Linked DNA regions of Homo sapiens: region 1 is linked to region 2. Evidence: chromatin contacts called from ENCODE Hi-C data. All regions are on one chromosome and are shown on one strand. The core of a region is the stretch at or near the end of the contact, and the rest is flanking DNA. Distances in the headings are between cores, read along the strand shown. Region 1 overlaps WTIP (WT1 interacting protein). Region 2 holds the start of ZNF181 (zinc finger protein 181).

Region 1 (3,442 bases), core at 683-3,182, 230 kb before region 2:
GGCTGGAATGCAATGGCAGGCTCTCTGCTCTCTGCAACCTCTGCCTCCCGGGTTTAAGTGATTCTCCAGTCTCAGCCTCCCAAGGAGCTGGGATTACAGGCATGTGCCACTATGCCCGGCTAATTTTGTATTTTTAGTAGAGACAGGGTTTCACCATGTTGGCTGGGCTGGTCTCGAACTCCTGACCGAAGCGATGATCCAGCCGCCTCAGCCTCCCAAAGTGCTGGGATTACAGGTGTGAGCCCCTGCGCCCGGCGGAAGAGTCTTCATGTTGTTTTGCGGCACCCTGCAGATCTGCCCCTCCCCTCCGTCCCTCCCCCGTCCCGTGACCTCTGATGTGCGCTTGTCTGCTGACTCTGGGGCTGGGGGCTGTGTTCTTCCCTAGGACTGCGGGCTGCAGCTGAGCGGGGAGGAGGGACGCCGTTGCTATCCCCTGGCGGGCCACCTACTGTGTCGTCGTTGCCACCTGCGGCGCCTCCAACCTGGGCCTCTTCCCTCACCCACTGTGCACGTCACTGAGCTCTGAGCAGGGGAAAACCCGTCCCTGGGCCGGGGTGGGTGTGGGTGTGGAGGGAGGGCCCGCGTGGGTGGCCCTGGTCAGCGTCAGGGGAGCTCCCTCCAATCAGTTTCCCACCGAGCTGCTGTCTGCAGGGGCCGGACCCCCGCGTGGAAGCTTCTATTTATTCACCGTCTGTGCCTGCTCAAGTCACTTCCCTGCGGGCCCTGCCTCCCACCCACCCCATCACCAGCTTTCCACTTGGAGGCCCCCTGTGCCCTGCAGCCTCAGGGTAGGCCGTGGGTCACCAGGCTGGAGAGGGCCCCTGCCTTGGCCAGGGGTGCGAGGTGACCCGGCTGCATTGCTGGGTGGGAGCTGCTGTCTGTTGTTCAGGGGCCTGGCCCCCGCCCTCCCCCCCGACCCCGACCTCGCAAAGCGCACTCCCGGGCAGGGTGTGGTCTGGAAGGCGGGGCTGGCGGGGACATGGGTGTTCCTGCATCTCCTAGCGCAGTTCCTGCTGGTGGGTGGAAGGGTGCCTGGTTTAGGCGGGGTCCCAGGAGGGGGTGAGGGGTGACACCCTTGGGGAGGGGGCCTGCAAAGGGCACTGCCTGTGGCCACGTGGTGTCTGTGGGAATTGGTCCTGGGGACTTTGATGGGTGTTTGCGGCCCCAGTTGCCGCCCTGCTCCCTCTTCCAGGGCTCCTGGCTTGGGCCCCCCGACCCCCCTGCTCAGCTCGGGAAAATCCCCGTGCGGCTCCAGCCCCGGGTCACGCTCAGGAGCGATGAGAGGGGCGCCCTGGCCACGCTTCAGGAAAGCCTGTGTCTGCGCGCGGGGCAAGGGGCTCCACGACAAAAGGACAAGATTTGACTTAAATTAAGTTTTTCCCTTGAGGATATTTTCATTTTCTTTAAAAGAATATAATTTTCTTCTAAGATCTTGGACCAGCCTTGTTATTTTTAAAGCAAATGCCGGCAAACTCACAAGTGTCTAGTTTGTCTGTTACGGAGCTGGTTTTCAGGTGGTAAGAACCTTGTGGTTTCAGGACTTTTGTCCTGAAATTCCTCTAAAACTTCGCCACGCGTGTCCACCTTTCAGACTTTAGGGTAGTGTGGGGTTCCGTGTGTGTCCGGGTGTTAAGGGCGGTCGCCCCATGAAATGCAGTGTGGAGGTCCCTCCGTGCTCCCCGGGACACACTGACGGGAATGTGGGGTCTGGACATGGGAGGCCCTGGTCCTGATGCGGAATCCCCAGGGGTTCAGGGGACATCTGGACTGAAGTCACTCGCCCCTGGGAGAGCCTGGACCCACCTCTTGGCTGCTGCTCTCCCCTTCCTCCCCCACCGTCAGGTGTGAGTTCTGTGAATCACTCGCGGGGCTGGGCTAGGCTCCGGGAACCAGCAGGGCTGTCCAGGCCGAGCCCAAGGGAACAAACACCAGGAGGCGCCCGCAGGGAAGTGGCGGCTTCGGAGTCCAGCAGGGCCGAGGCATGGCGCGGGCGCCACCTGGTGGGCTGAGCCGGCAAGTACAGGGGTGGTCAGGGAGCCTTAGCCAGGGACTTACACAGCGTGGAGAGCGCTGCATCTTAGAGTGGGGCCTTCAGCAGGACCAGGGGCCACTTCTTGGAGGAGGTGATCCCACTGGGGCCAGAGAGTAAAGTCCAGGCGTGGAGGCTCCGGTGCTGGCTCTCTCCTGCTAGCTGAGCTGCTTTTTCTTTTCTTTTCTTTTTTTTTTTTTGAGACGGAGTGTCATTGTGTCACCCAGGCTGGAGTGCAGTGGCACAATCTTGGCTCACTGCAGCCTCCGCCTCCCGGGTTCAAGCAATTCTCCTGCTTTAGTCTCCCGAGTAGCTGGGACTACAGGCGCACGCCACCACGCCCGGCTAATTTTGTATTTTTAGTAGAGATGGGGTTTCACCATGTTGGTCAGGCTGGTCTCCAACTGCTGACCTCAGGGGCGATCCACCCACCTCAGCCTCCCAAAGTGCTGGGATTACAGGTGTGTACCACTGTGCCCGGCTTTTTTTTTTTTTTTTTTTGAGACAGGGTCTCGTTCTGTCGCCCAGGCTGGAGTGCGTTGGCACAATCTGGGCCTACTGCAACCTCTGCCTCCAGGGTTCAAGTAATTCTCATGCCTCAGCCTCCCCAGTAGCTGAGACTACAGGTGTGCCCCATGACGCCCAGCTATTTTTTTTTTTTTTTTTTTTAAAGACAGAGTCTAGCTCTGTCGCCCAGGCTGGAGTGCAGTGGCGTGATCTGGGCTGACTGCAACCTCTGCCTCCCACGTTCAAGCATTCTGCCTCAGCCTTCCAAGTGCTGGGATTACAAGTGTGCGCCACCAGGCCTGGCTAATTTTTGTATTTTTAGTAGAGTCGGGGTTTCACCATGTTGGCCAGACTGGTCTGGAACTCCTGGCCTCAAGCGATCCATCCGCCTTGACCTTCCAAAGTTCTGGGATTACAGGCGTGAGCCACTGTGCCTGGCCTTACTTTTTGTATTTTTAGTTGAGAGGGGGTTTCAGCATGTTGGCCAGGTTGGTGTCAAACTCCTGACCTCAAGCGAGCCCACCTTGGCCTCCCAGAGTGTTGGGATTACAGGCTTGAGCCACCGTGCCTGGCCTGGGCTCCTTTGCCTTCTAACTGGTCAGTTGCAAAGCTGTCCTCTGAACTGTCCTCTCTGCTTCCTCCCTCAAACCTGCTTTGAGCCGGGTTTCTCCTTGTTGCCAACCCGGTCCTTCTCCTCCCCTTCCTTTGCATGTGCCATGGTGGGCCCTGTGCTTATATCCATGGGGTTGCTTCACTGAACCCTGCTCCATCCCGGTCACCATGCACGCTCCTGCCAGCTGGCCTGAGTCATCACAGCTTGGAGTCCCCCCAACCCCACCCAAGTAACACACTTTGTCAAAGGTCGCAGTCAAGGGACTGCATAGGCCCTTGGGGCAGTGGCCTCAC
Region 2 (3,333 bases), core at 704-3,203:
AGCCCTTGGTCACCAGGCGTGCAGCCTGGACCACGCTGATGGCAAGGGAGGCCCTTCCTAAGCCTAGAGGTGGTCTAAACCTTCATGGAACTGCTGGTCACAGTGCCAGCCAGAGTCCCAGGTGACGCTGAGATAGCTCAAAGTGGTGCATGGGAGATGTCTGATATCAACCCTCTCCTGGAGGTAGATGATGTCTCCAGCCTGGTGACTTCCCTGGCCTCCAGCCACCACCACCCCCAGTGTCCCCAAGGCTGAAGGTGCAAGCTTGCCCTGGCCCTGGTCCTGGCATAGAAAGTGCACGATCTGGTCATGTCATGCAGGTGAGGATACTTGTGTGCCAGGTAACCTCAGGCAGGCATGGTGGCGCTTGTGGGGCAATCCTGTAACCTGCAGTGTGGTGGGTGGGATGGGTGTGTGTGACACAGGCAGGAACTACTCCTGATGGCAGCTGACGACCCACATGTGTACTGGGTGGGTGCCAATGGGAGTAGCAGGTGAGTGGCTGAGCACAGGCAGGTGAATGAGTGACAGCTACACAAACCCCACCACTGAGCACGTCCCTCCCAGGGCAAAGCAGATCAGATCACAGGCCCAGCCCTGGGAGGCCCAGAGGAGCCTCAGGTCCTCAGGAAGGCTCCTGGCCCTCTTCGCCCTAGGAGGACCCCCCCCCCGCCCCAAGCCGGCTCCACCTGTAGCTGTGGGCGTGGGAGGGAGACAGAGCGCTCTGGCGGCCAGAGAAGGAAGGAAGATGGAGGGAGGGCGGACTTCTGCTCCCTGACGCTGCTGCTAGGCCCCCTGCGGCCCTCCTGGAGCCCACACCTTTCAGCTGCAGTCTCCCAGCCTTCGTCCCCAGGACGAAGCCCACTAAGCCAGTGCTTTTCCACTGCAGCTGGCTGTTCCGCTTGGGGAGGGTTCCCAGATTGTGCAAAGTGAGGAAGGGTCCCCTGTCCCTGCCCCGCAGGGCCCCCACTCCAGGCCTCCCCCATCTCTCCCTGTCTCTCTCAGAGGTAGAGGCAGCATTAAATTAAAATTTAATTAAAATATTAAAAATAAAGTAAAAAATTCAAATATACAACAGTAGACTGTCTGGCTTGCATACAAAGAAGGCCATTGCCCCTTTGGGTGAGCCGGGCAAGGTCAGGGTCTAAGAAGCGCCTCTGGTGAGAAGCGGTTGTCAGGCTCTGATGGCTGCGGGAGGAGTGACTCCTCCCAGGATGAGGGTCTGTGTCCTCTCAGTGCTCACTCAAGTTCCGTATTTCCAAGTCCTTCCAGGGGGCGTAACGCACGTGAGAACTGCCATTTCTGTCACAGATACGTGGCCGCATGCATTTCCAGGAAATGTCCTTGGTTCGCGAACTACAGCTGGCACAATCCAGCCCAGGGCGTTCTGTGAGCTGTAGTCTCCAGCAAGTGAATTCCAAAAAAACCTCAAAGACCTCAAAGACCATACAGGGTGGACAGCGTAGTAGCAGGGTTTGGGAAGAGAGGAGCTCTTTTGCTAGCAAAGGCGAGAGCTCGCCTGGTACAAGGTCTGCCCACGTCCCGGGAGATAAACATTAGTGTGAGCGCACGCTAGACCCAGAAGAGTTTGCCACGGCCGCACGGTTTTCTGGGAAGTGTAGTTTCTTGGTCCCGGCGCCATTGTCCTTAAAAGTAGAGGGTGGCCCTTGGTTCCGAGGTGTATCTTTCACCTCATCAGTATGACTATATGCCCCAGGACACTTCCCGCATGGTCCTAACTGCCGGGCTCTGGGACGACAGCCCCAGGCGGTTTAGTTTTTTAGGAAACCGAGATCTGTTTGCCCGCGGCGCCCCAGGTCCGCGCGGCCGCAGAGACTCCTGGGAAGTGTGGTCTTCCGGTACCTGCGGTTCGTTGCGCCTGGAATTTTGTCCCCTGCGCGGATGATTCTGGGAAATGTCGATCGGCTGTGGGCGGCGCACTGGGTCCGCCCCGCTGTAGCCTCAGGCCTGACGGCGACTCCCAGGCTCCGGGACGATTCTGGGCAGTGTCGTCCCCAGAGGTCGGCGGCCGTTGCCCGCTCACCAGCGACGCGGGGCGCCTGCGGGGACGGTGAGGCCCTGCTGAGGACTCCGGCCAGTATGAGTCCCGGGGGCGGCGGCGGGGCTCAGGCCCTGGGTCTGCCCCGCGGTGTGACCCCGGCCGGTGCCTTGGTTTTCCTGGCCTTCATGTCCTCCTATGTAAACGCGGGGTGATGACGGCGCCGACCTCTTGGCGCTGTTGTGAGAGTGAAGTGGGCGCGTGGTTAGACGCCAGCCACAGTTGTCTTTGGGTTATGTCGTCATGAAGCCGGCGCTCTACAGTTGTGTAACCTTGAACAAATGGGTTCAGTATCTTGGAATTTCAGTTTTGTCATCGTTTAAAAAATAGATCTGGAAAAATGTGAACGCACACCGTGCATAGTGGTGAAGACTGAACGAGCTGATAAAGTTTTTACCATTGTTTTATGAGGATTTTATTTACAGAGTAATTGATTTTCCTCGCAGGTGGCACCTGGTAAATGGTTAGCCCTTGCGGAGAAACACCCTGTTAGTTCCCAGGGAGAGATTGGCGCCCTGGAGAGTGATTACCAGTGTGCCTTTCCATTATGGTGTGTCACAGGTGCCGCAAGATAAGCCTGATTTTTCATGACTGCTTTTTCCTGCCCTTCTGTGCCCTCAGGACACTGCCCATCTCTAAGATAAGAGCCTGGAAAGAGGACTCTGTTGGCTGTTGGAAATTGCAGAGTAATGCCTCAGGTAGGTCGGTGTGTCCGCAAATCTTCCTGAAACACTTTATCAGGACTGTGTGTTTGCTTTGCTTCTCCTGCCTGTTCCCACCTAACCAAGTCCATTTAAGGGACTGGATCCATGGTTCCTTTCAGTATAGGAAGGACGGAGCCCACAGGAGAGCTCCAAGGTATTATCCTCCTCACCCAGTGTTCCTCTTTTCTACAGTTTTCTGCTAGAAGACTTTCTAGTCTTGCCAACATTTTAAAACTGTAATTCACAATGCAACTTTGGAATGTAAGGTTATTCGGTTTATGGTTGTCAAAACTGTACCATGTGGTCTCAAGTGAAGAGATGCTTGCAGTCATCCTTGATTCTTCCCTTTGACTTATACCTATATTCAGATCCTCTAGTTGGAGCTAAGCTATACACTGTATACAGAATCTGACCATTAGTTACCCCAGCACTACCACCACCACTACCACCCCGGTAGTGATAGCAATAAAGCCACCTGGATTATTGCGGTAGCCTCCTAGCTGGATTCCCTGCATCTGCCCTTAACCCTCATCAGTCTGTTCTCAGTACAGCTGTGACCGTGGTCCTATT

Evidence for each region. Hi-C counts contacts between places; a loop is a spot of excess contacts on that map. Pooled maps may share reads with other maps.
Region 1: a loop to region 2 is called in a pooled map, with 5 times the contacts of the local background. The contact joins the enhancer-like site here to the promoter of ZNF181 in region 2. A Hi-C loop is called at or near these places in 5 of 50 pooled maps.

The regions. Positions count from the first base shown.
Region 1 is chr19:34,499,744-34,503,185 of GRCh38, forward strand. It overlaps WTIP (WT1 interacting protein), which reads left to right. Exons shown (of 8, transcript NM_001080436.2): 8 at 386-3,442. The coding sequence ends at 526. Among named protein-coding and RNA genes, the nearest start is that of WTIP, 20 kb to the left of the region's middle. RefSeq lists a silencer at 2,067-2,126. Within about 2 kb of position 1,933, at least 3 of the 41 ENCODE cell types and tissues checked have a DNase peak (open chromatin) inside an H3K27ac peak, as active enhancers do.
Region 2 is chr19:34,732,290-34,735,622 of GRCh38, forward strand. It overlaps ZNF181 (zinc finger protein 181), which reads left to right and starts at 1,954. Exons shown (of 4, transcript NM_001029997.4): 1 at 1,954-2,757. The coding sequence starts at 2,749. RefSeq lists enhancers at 802-861, 1,079-1,596, 1,317-1,706 and silencers at 1,987-2,036, 2,137-2,196.